Regions from separate parts of the Homo sapiens genome. Here region 2 is linked to region 1. The links are chromatin loops, found by intact Hi-C in ENCODE. Cell type or tissue: heart right ventricle. All regions are shown on one strand. Links, peaks and the distances in the headings refer to the core of each region. The heading gives the core; the rest is flanking DNA. Region 1 overlaps PPP1R14C (protein phosphatase 1 regulatory inhibitor subunit 14C). Region 2 overlaps PPP1R14C (protein phosphatase 1 regulatory inhibitor subunit 14C).

Region 1 (5,383 bases), core at 57-5,056:
AGATTGGGAAGCTAGAAAGAGCTCTACCCACTGAGTAGCCTGATAAACAATATATTTAAAAAATACTTCAGAATAATTAGAAAAAATGGAGGTTTGATTGTTTCCTGTGTGGAACATGTAGGTTAGGTATATATTTTAAAGGGTAAACATGAGCTTGAATCTTTTCCTTGTATTGTACTTTTCTTCTTGGGTTTTAAATCTTCAACCCGTAGCAAACAGCTAGACATTTGAAAGGGAGGTTTTTGTGGTGAAATAATTCAAGATGCTCTATATGCTGCCTGCATGTCATTAACGTGGCAAGTATTTTTCTTCAAGTTGTTTGTTCAGTCATTGTAGGCTGAAGGAAGAGAAATAATTAGGTTGTTGGCAATTTGTAATCACTATGCTGGTGGTGTACCTCCATTTAATAATAAAGAAACATGGGCAAATAAGTAGCCAAATAAAGGCTTGTCTCTTTGCATCTATTTCTCTGCTGATAGTGCTCTATTTTTAGCATTGGGTTCTCTTGTTGAGTAACCTTTCTTTGTTGATAGCTTCAAGTATTTCAGCCTCTGGTTTGTGAATCAAGAAGGACGCACCCTAGCTTACAGCTCCGAACTTCATGCATACGAAGATTAGGAAATGTCCTTTTTATACTTAAAAGTGGTAATTCTTTCAAATGTTTAGCCCATGAAAGTGACACAGCCAATTTCCCAGCCTTCAAACCTCAAACCTGCCAAAGGCTTGAGTTATCTGCTGAGTTGGGGTAGAATATGAACACATCTTTAATTTCAGAAGAACTTGACCCAAGCAGGTTAGGAATCAGATGACTTGACCTTTTCAGAATAGAAAATAATCTTTTGGAGCAGTGTAAAGTGATGTATTTAGAAAGAGGAAGAGGAAAGAAGAAATACACAGAACCACTTTCTGTCTGTGTTTTTTTCTGGAAGTGTGCAGTGACTAATCAGTTTTGTATGAGAATAATGTCATAGGGGAATTTATTACCTACCTACTAGGTGACTAGGTGCTCTTCTAGGTACTTTGGGCTAATTCATTTAGTCTTCATAACAACCCTATAAAGAAGATGTTCTTTTTATCCTTGTTTAAATGTAAATAAAGAAGTGAAGACTCAGAGAGGATTAAAAGGCTGCTTCAAGCTCATGTAGCTGGTGGGTGGGTTGGGGTTGAGGATGAACCCAGTCTGGAATCTGAGTCCACTGTATACCCATGAGGCCTGTCTGTACCGTGCAAGAGAGCAAATGTAGGTCTACAAGACATCTGTCTAAATGTTTAAAACTTATGAGTTAAACTAACAACATTTGTATAAAATTTCTTCTGTCCACTGATCTTGACAGCTACATCTTCATAATGACCTTGAAGTCTAGGTTTGCATTTTGAATTCAAAATGTTACTTCCCAGAGTCATGAACTGAAATGCAGTTAGGAGACTGCCCTGGCCTGGGTTTCTTCCCTTTTGCTTCCCATCCTTGGTACAGTCCCACCTGGTAAAGGACACTGTGTCCACTCGCACGCCCAGTCTTGGTATGCACCTGCCACTCCTTGACCATGATGCCTCTGCACACACCAGTGGTGATGTCCCCCTAGGCCAGAACAGATCTGGGAGGAGCTTGTTCATGCCCTAGAAGCTACTTGGGATTTGAGAAGGGAATTCTGGGGACCCGGATCACAGACTAAAACCAAGTGGAGGGGCACTGGTTCTGGATAGATGTGTCCACTTTGTCCTAGGAAGTCTTCAGGAAGACAGGTTATGGCAGGAGTGGGGCCCGGAGATGTGGTCCCCTCTTACCCAGTCTAAGGGCAGCACTGTAAAATACCACGTCAAATAGCCTTTTGAATACGTAGATAAGTGCTTTTATTGGATTCCAAAATGATTTGTTATGTGCTTATAGTTCTTTTCCATCTCATCTTCTCTTGGGAAGGCTTATACAGGTACATTTTCAGCTAGGAATTTGATTATAATGTAACCATTAGACTAAATCTACATCTACATCCACATTTAAGGATTTCTGTTTAAAGACCTTTTTTTTTTTTTTTTAATCTCTTCCAAACCCTGGTGGGTTTTTTTTGTTTTGTTTTGTTTTTGTTTTTTTGAGATGAAGTCTTTCTCTGTGGCCTAGGCTAGAGTGCAGTGGCGCAATCTCAGCTCACTGCAACCTCCGCCTCCTGGGTTCAAACGATTCTCCTGCTTCTGCCTCCTGAGTAGCTGGGGCTGCAGATGCGTGCCACCATGCCCGGCTAATTTTTGTATTTTTAGTAGAGACAGGGTTTCACTATGTTGGCCAGGCTGGTCTCGAACTCCTGATCTCATGATCCGACTGCCTCAGCCTCCCAAAGTGCTGGGATTACAGGCATGAGCCACCGCGCCCAGCCAACCCTGGTGGTTTTTAAGAGCATTTGAAATCTGGCATAATATCTACTTTAACAAGTACTGCAAGATGACTTACTGGATAAGTCATATGAATATTTCCAAGTTTGCCCAGCATCAAGATAACATCTGTACTTCCAGTTTTGCAATTCAATTTGCTTTGGAAATAAAAACATGTTGCTAAGCTCAGATGATTGCAATGCCCGTAGCATCCTAGCCATAAACAGGCTTGTGTACCTTGGGTACTTGCTGTGTTGTTCTGACTGTCACCTTAGTAGGTCTTTCCCTTTGCTTCCAGTGTCTGCTTTTTATAAAATGGTTCCTGACTTATTATACCTTTCAGTCTTCCCTGACTCCCCATTACCCCCATTTTATAAAAACTGTCTTCTGAGAGATGGTGGTGACACAGAAAGAAATACCCTGTTGATTGCTGCCTGATACATCTGGATATATAGATTGCTGCCTGACACATGGATACAGAGAAACAGAGAGTCATAGGGTACCACTTAATCTTACTGTATGCTAAGGAAAAATATTATAAAAGTAATCTGAAACATAACGTCATTAGTGTTTAAATACCATGTTTTATTCCTCACTTTCTGAAAAATGATTTTATTTTTCTAAATTTGTTTCATAATGCATTTATGAGTTGTGACCTGCAATTTTAAAAGTACTGCTTCTGAAAGGGAGAAGCCTAAACATGTGTAATAGAGTTAGCAGACACTGGCCGAGTACTTAGCACGTACTAGGCAAGGTTCATGTAATCTTGGCAACAACTCTGAGACCCCCATTTTGTGGAGGTGGAATCAGGCACAGGGAAGTTAAGAAGTTGCCCCAGGACTCTCAGCTGGGATGTGACAGAACAAGGCTGTGGCCAGGGAGTCAGGCACACCTTAACAAATGGCCTGTCCTGCCTCCTGAGACAGGGCAGAGCCTGGCACCTATGTGAACCCCATGGTTTGCCTGTTCCCAGATGCTGCTGTTATACCTTGTAAATGGACTGTGAGTGCATGTGGAGGACACCACTGTTAGCGGGTTAGTTCTTGCACCTGGATGAGGCCTCTCCTTTTACATGCAGATCCTGGATTTCCACAGACTTTTCCAGGTACAGTATCACATCAGCCGGCTTTGCTACTTTATTAGCGCTCAAGCTGGAAGGTAGAAACTGCTACTTAGAACTCGTCTTGTGGATTGTTTGGTAAATCACCATTTGTTCAGGTATTTGAGGACAGGCTTTTAAACAACAACAAAACCCCCTGAACTCCATAAACTCAACCTGTCAACTACTAAGGAATAAATTACACATGCAAAAAGTCAGTGGATAAAGCCAGGCATGGTGGCTCTAGCCTGTAATCCCAGCACTGACGGATCGCTTGAGGCCAGGAGTTGGAGACCAGCCTGAGGAATATGATGAAACTCCGTCTCTACAAAAAATACAAAAATTAGCCAAAGATGGTGGCATGCGCTGGTGGTCCCTGCTTCTCAGGAGGCTGAGGTGGGAGGATCACCTGAGCCCGGGGAGGTTAAGGCTGCAGTGAACCAAGATCACACCACTGTACTCCAGCCTGGGCAACAGCCTGCCTCAAATAAAAAGAAAAAAAAAAGTCAGTAGATAAAAGAATTCTAAATTGCCAAAGGAAGGAAAGAAAACTGCTTAACACATTCCCTTTGGAACAGTGGTTAGGGAAATGCGGGGTGGAAGCAGTGGTTACAATGTGTGCTTTGAAGTGCGATGAACCTGAATTCACATGTGGCCCTGTCATTCAGTGGGTATATGTGATTAGGCAATTTCCTTCACCCCTCTGAGCCTCACTTTCTCCATACATATGTGTGTGTGTGTGTGTGTGTGTGTATGTGTGTGTATATTTCAGACAGTCTGACTCCTGTTGCCCAGGCTAGCTAGAGTGCAGTGGGGCTATCACGGCTCATTGCATCGTTGACCACCCAGGCTCAAGTGATCCTCCCACCTAATTTTTTTTTTTCTTTTTTTTTTTTTTTTTTTTTTTGTGGAGACAAGGTTTCACTGTGTTGGCCAGGCTGGTCTCGAATTCCTGGGCTTAAGTGATCCGTCAGCCTCAGCCTTCCAAAGTGTTGGGATTACAGGTGTGAGCCACTGCGCCCGGCTACTTTCTCTGTATGTTGAAGGAAATCATCCTGGTGCCTTTGCAGGGCTGTCAGGAGGACTGATTGGTGAGACACCAAGCATAGTACTTAGGACATAGCATGTCAGTGTTGTTATTGGAGCCACAAGCTGCCACTAACTGTTGGTTATTCTCTATGATGGAGACAGAGGAAAGGGGTGAAGAAAACAAGGTATTCACATCTATTTGGTGCAATAATTTGGAGAAGAGTATAGGGTTACTTTAGGGTCAGGGGTGTTGGTGTATGTTTGAACTTGAACATGGGCAAATATTCTCTAAACTGTTCCTCCTGTTTCTAGAGCCTTCCTCATTCTCTATGTTTTGGTGGATTTTTACATATGTGCAGGGAAGTTAGACTGTAACAACTTGAAGGCAAGGAACTGTCTTAATTTTCATCATTTAAAAGTTCATAGCGGGACACAATTCTTCAACATTTAAGCATTTGCTTGAATGAATGAAAAAGGATCAATGTTCAGCAAATGTTTAAAAGTCATTGATGTTTCTGTATCTGAACTAATTGGTGATATTCCTTTATCATAGACATGGCGAGGGCAAAAGTCAATCTGTGTTTTTGTTACTGTAGTCATATCACATTCTTGCATCCTTACAGCTTTATGTCAGTGCTGTTGGAAAATACACCTTTCTTCATTGACTTACTTGCTCCAAACAGGAACTGAAAGGTGGTAATGGTAGCCAATTGACTTTGAAGTTTAGGTTGACAGAATTCTTTTGCAAATGTGATCTTCCCTGAGTCCCACCCACTGTCTTTTCCTTTGCTCCTAACGTGCCCCTGCTACACTAGTTCTGCCTGCTGTTCTCATCTCTGTGGGTACATGTTTGCTTTTGCTGTCTTCTGTTTGTCCTTTTCCTCTCAGCCT
Region 2 (5,383 bases), core at 137-5,136, 91 kb after region 1:
TGTGGACACTGACCTTTGCATGTCTTTCGTCCCTCCTCCCATACTGGAAAATGAAAGGATTGTTGTGTTTATCATAACACATTTTTGGTCATTTTAGTTTAGTTTGTAATTAGACTATAATTACCTAACCCGGTTGCTTAATAATAAAGACTTCTCACCCCAGGCAGCATGGTGCAAAGGGAATTGTGCCCTCCACCCCAGGGTGGTGATCATCCCAGGTCCCTTTGGCCTTTATATTAACCTACGGTTTGAATCTTGGTCTGACCATTGAGCTGCTGTGTGACCTCAGACAAACCGCTAAACCCTTGTGAGCCTGGTTTATAATACTTGTAATGATCAAATGAGACAGTATGTGAAAATAAACAGAGTGGCTGTCACATGAAAGGTGCCCAGTAAGTATGTGCTGTATCTGAGTCCCTGACAGATACTCAGTACCCGCGAGAGCACGGTACTGTGCCAAGCAAACTAGAAATGCACACACATAGGAAAGAATAGTCTCGGGTGAGTGAATGCATTAAAAAGGTCCATGCGGTGCATTCTCAGATCCCAAAATAGTGCCCAGGACTGAGATGAGAGGTAGGGGCCCAGGAGTTTACTGAAGACAGGACCTTTTCATTGTTTTCCGTGAGAGGGTAAAACTTCACCTGCAGTGTGACAGCGGCCACATCCAAAGACTCAGAGGAGCCAGCATGAGGAGGAGGAGCTGAAAGCGGAGGGAGGTGGTTGGTGCCACTGTGTGTGTGTGTGTGTGTGTGTGTGCGCGTGTGTGTGTTTAGCCAGGAGGGAGCTGTTGGGAAATGCCACCTAAGGAATGTTTTCAAGTGCAATTCTAGCACTTCATGATGTGAAGAATAAATACGATCTCCTTTGTAGTCCCTTGAGACGGGAGGTCGCACAGTCTGGGTGGCTCTGGAGTGGCTGATTTTGGTCCTGGGCTGTTGCTCAGGCTGTGGGGAGGAGCGGTCCCAGGCAGGAATCTGAGGAAGGAGCTACAGGGACTGTGGCCCTTGGCCAGGCAGGACGGAGAGCCTGCTGTGGATTTTCTCAGCGGTTAGAGTCTCTGTTGTCTAAGCTGGGAAAACTGACCATCACTGAGGGAGAAACACTGGTGGAACACTGACAGCTTCCTCAGAAGAAACACATGTGTGCTGCGCCCAGCCTGACATCCATGCCCCAGCCTGAGCACCCATGGTCTCACTTGGTGTCACACAACATACTTCTCCTCTGTCTTCAATGTCAAACCTTTCCCATGGCGAAAATGGGCGGGGGTGGGGCAGGGGGGATATAAGCTACATTTTTCTTAGTGTGGTCAGAGTAGCATATTCTTTTTTTTTGTTGTTTGAAACGGAGTGTTGCTCTGTTACCCAGGCTGGAGTGCAATGGTGTGATCTCAGCTCACTGCAACCTCCACCTCCTGGGTTCAAGTGATTCTCCTGCTTCAGCCTCCGGAGTAGCTGGGATTACAGGCATGTGCCACCATGCCCTGCTAATTTTGTGTTTTTAGTAGAGACAGGGTTTCACCATATTGGTCACGATGGTCTCGAACTCCCAACCTCAGGTGATCTGCTTGCCTCGGCCTCCCACAGTGCTGGGATTACAGGCGTGAGCCACCATGCCTGGCCCAGAGTAGCATATTCTTGATTTGAATTTGTAGACTGGAAAGTTCAGTGTAGTCTGATGATGATGATGATAACGATGATGACAGTATCAAGCACTTGTACAGCACTTACTACTCTTTAAGCACTTTTCCAAACATGTAACATACAGTAATTCATCTCATCATTTAATCCTTACAGCATCCTTGAGGTGAGGTCTTATTGTCATTGCTCCTATTTATAGGTGAGGAAAACTGAGGCATGGAGAAAATGATTCATTTCTAAGTGGTGCAGAAGGATTTGAACCCAAGTCATCTGACTCTAGAGTCCCTCTCGTAGGCATGTGGCTACACTGCTTCTTACCATGTGTGGTATGTATTGGGTGACTCCTTTCTGGCAGGAACAAGCCCATTAGGTTTTTTTTAGGCATCTGTTTCAAAGGGTTCTTCTATATTTGTAAGCCAAACCTTTTTCTTCTGTTTCTCTCCTTCTTGCATCATTATACGATCCATAGTCCTCAGGACACACGGCCCCAGCCTCATCACAAGCAGTACATGCGACAATTTGTCCACCTGCTGTTCTGTCCCTGCCCAGGGCTGAGCACAACAGCCCACAGAGAATGCTTCTGCTGAGAGGTAGATTCTAAGGTGTGGACCCAGGATCTCTTAGGTAGTATTTTGAGACATATTTGGACAAAAGCTACTGAGGCAGTGTAGAAAATAGATACTGCTTGTCTTGAAAGCTAGGTCAAGGCAAATGTTTGTTTGTCTTTTAAAAATTATGGCAGTTAGCTGAAATTGTATTTCAACTGCTAGGAAACTAGAATGGCCAGATCTTAGAAACTGGTGGAGAGGCAGTCAGTTAATAAAAATTTCCCCGGAAGGAGTGATGGGGGAAGGAGAGAGGAGAGGGTGGGAGGAAGGAAAGGGAGGGAGCTGGCCCTTCCAGAGCAGTCATTTCCGGATTCTGTGGCCTTTCAGTGAACACAGAGGTCTTTCGAGGCCTCTCAGAGCTCTGGCTGCCTTCTCCAGTCTTTGGCTGTGGGAGGCAGCATGGGAGGAGCCTGAACTGGCCTGACAGGGGCTGTCCTTTGCCCGCAGGGCACCCGTTCACCCCCAGCTGCAGCTCATGCCATATGTTGGCAGGGCCTGTGTTTCTGTGTCTTCTTTCCCAGCTGGCCTGGGAGCTCCTGGAAGGCAGGGCCTCTGCCACCTTCTGCTCTGCATCTCAGCACTTGAGTAGAGTCTGGCATAGACTCTACTTAGATTAGAGCATGGGCTCAGTACATACTTATCAAATTCAGTTGGCATCAAGAAGCCTGGATTCAAACATTTGCTTGGTGATCGTAGGCAGTGACTTGTAATGAACTAGAATATCAGTATTTTTGAACTGTAAAACCTCTACTACATTGGATTAAATACGGGACCATGTAAAGAGGCCACATAGAGGAGGCCTTCAATCAGGGTTTCCTTCTTTTTTTTTTGGCGGTCGAGCGTAAGCAGTGTCAGATCCCCATACAGAAACCACATCCACCAGGGAGTTCCTCATTGATCCTCACCCATCCTATTAGCCAGGGACTGAAACTTCAAAAAAGAATGGATTCCCTTTTTAGAATATTGCAAAAGATCATGTCTGTTGTGGTTAAAGAATTGCCTTAAATAACATATCATTTTCACTTGAATATCCTGCAACAGGGGAACACTCGTGTTCATCCTTTCTTTCAGCATGTCCAATATACGTACAAGTTACATGGGAGGAGGCTGTATAAAGGTAGTGGTGAAACATCAGCTTGGAGGCAGCCTGGTTTTTAATAAGATGTACACAGAACTTTTATGAAGACAGACATATTCTGGGACAGAAAGCAATTTTCAAATTTAAAAAGATTCAAGCCATACAAAGTGTGTTCTTTGATTACAGTGGAATTACATTAGAAATAAGTAACAGAAAGATTATCTGGAAAATCTCCAAATCCTTAGAAACTAAATGACACATTTCTAACCCACAGTCCAAAGAAGAAATTAAAAGGGAAATTAGAAGCTATTTTAAACTGAATGAAAATAAAAGCCCATCATATCAAAATGTGTGAGATGCCACTAAAGCAATGCTTAGTGCTGCTGGGGGTGGGGGAACATATAGCAGTAAATGTCTGCATCAGGAAAGGTCTCAAAGCAATGGCCTGAGCTTCCACCTTAGGAACCAGGAAAAGAAGAGCAAATTAAACCCAAAGCAAGGTGGAGAAAGGAAATAATAAAGATAAAAGCAGAAATCAGTGAAATAGAAAACAGAAAAACATGCTGGGCACAGTGTAATTACACGCCTGTAATCCCAGCACTTTGGGAGGCCAAGGCGGGTGGATCACTTGGGGTCAGGAGTTTAAGACCAGCCTGGCCAACATGGTGAAACCCCGTCTCTACAAAAAATATAAAAAATTAGCTGGGCGTGGTGGTGCATGCCTGTAATCCCAGCTACTCGGGAGGCTGAGGGAGGAGAATCACTTGAACCTGGGAGGTGAAGGTTGCAGTGAGCCGAGATTGTGCCACTGCACTCCAGCCTGGGTGACAGAGTGAGACTCCATCTCAAAAAAAGAAGATAAAAAAAAGAAAACCAATAAAGAAAATCAGTGAAACAAAAGCCGATTCTTTGAAAAGGTCAATACAATTGATAAACTTGTAGCCATAATGATAAATGGAAATAAGGAGAGAAGACACATTACTAACATTAGGAATGAGAGAGGTGACATCACTACAGATTCTATAGATATTATGCACAAGCTTGTGCCAGTAAATCCAACAACTTAGTTGAAATAGGCCTGATATTGTTACCAGTGGAGAATGTCCAGGTTCTTCGCGTTTTGAACAAAGAATTGGACAAAACACACAAAGCAATGAAAGAATGAAGCAATGAAAGCACAGATTTGCTGAAACGAAGGTACGCCCCACAGACTGGGAGTGGGCTGGAGCAAGTGGCTCAAGAGTGCTGGTTACAGAAACCTCTAGGGGTTTCCCATTGGTTACTTGGTTAGACCCTATGTAAATGAAGTAGTGGCCTGCAACCAGTCTGATTGGTTGCAGAAGGTGACCAATCAGAGGCTGAAGTGAATTTTCAAAGTTACACCCCTGTGCAGATGAAGGCTAGGCCTGTGACCAGTCTGATTGTTTGCGGGAGAGGACCTATCAGAAGTACTTTCCATTTTTCATCTGCAATGCAGAAAGTGAGGAGGGTTGGAAAGAGAACAGCCTCTGATCCTTTTGTTACCTGAGTGTGGAAAGTTAGGGTTTTCCTTTTGATTCACTTCTAGTCAGTCTGTGCAAACCAGCCTTAGTTTCCCTGCCTCCAGACCCTATTCTCCTGCCTTAACATTGTAATATAATAAGAAATACATATTTGCTCTCTGCTCCAGGTCCTTGGCACAGAACTCCTAAAACTCTTACAATTTCCTGAGCAATCAGTTGCTATGTACATCTTTTGTTATAATATTTCATCTTTGACCGCAGTTCTTGACCCAGATCTCCTAATCTGTTGGAATTTCCTGGGTGATAGGAGTGTCTTTTGTTCTAATGAGGCATGTCTTGGTGGGCACCTAAGTGGGTGCTGGTCACCAGAAAGACCAAGCCACAGTTAGAAACTTGGAACTTTCAGCCCTACCCCCATCCTCCAAAAAGAGGAAGGGGGCTGGACATAGGGTTAATAATTGATCATGCCTATATGATAAAGCCCACATAAAAATCCCTGAAGAACTGTGGGGTTCAGAGAGCTTCTGGGTTGCTGAGCATATGTATGTGCTGGGA

What was found. A loop is a pair of places that touch in the nucleus more often than their neighbours do. Peaks named below come from ENCODE experiments on the same cell type or tissue, not always from the same donor. Only the 100,000 strongest peaks of a DNase experiment are listed, where the experiment ranks them.
Region 2: a loop joins it to region 1, with 2.7 times the contacts of the local background. A loop is called at or near these places in 9 of 110 quality-filtered maps.

The regions. Positions count from the first base shown.
Region 1 is chr6:150,145,109-150,150,491 of GRCh38, forward strand. The region is part of intron 1 of PPP1R14C (protein phosphatase 1 regulatory inhibitor subunit 14C); the gene reads left to right. Among named protein-coding and RNA genes, the nearest start is that of PPP1R14C, 4.8 kb to the left of the region's middle. In heart right ventricle, for the core only: no CTCF peak of the experiment used is centred there; no DNase peak of the experiment used is centred there; H3K4me3 peaks cover 823 bases; H3K27ac peaks cover 1,193 bases; H3K27me3 peaks cover 2,688 bases.
Region 2 is chr6:150,235,881-150,241,263 of GRCh38, forward strand. All of the region lies in intron 3 of PPP1R14C (protein phosphatase 1 regulatory inhibitor subunit 14C), which reads left to right. Among named protein-coding and RNA genes, the nearest start is that of PPP1R14C, 96 kb to the left of the region's middle. In heart right ventricle, for the core only: no CTCF peak of the experiment used is centred there; a DNase peak (open chromatin) is centred at 2,734; H3K27ac peaks cover 1,697 bases.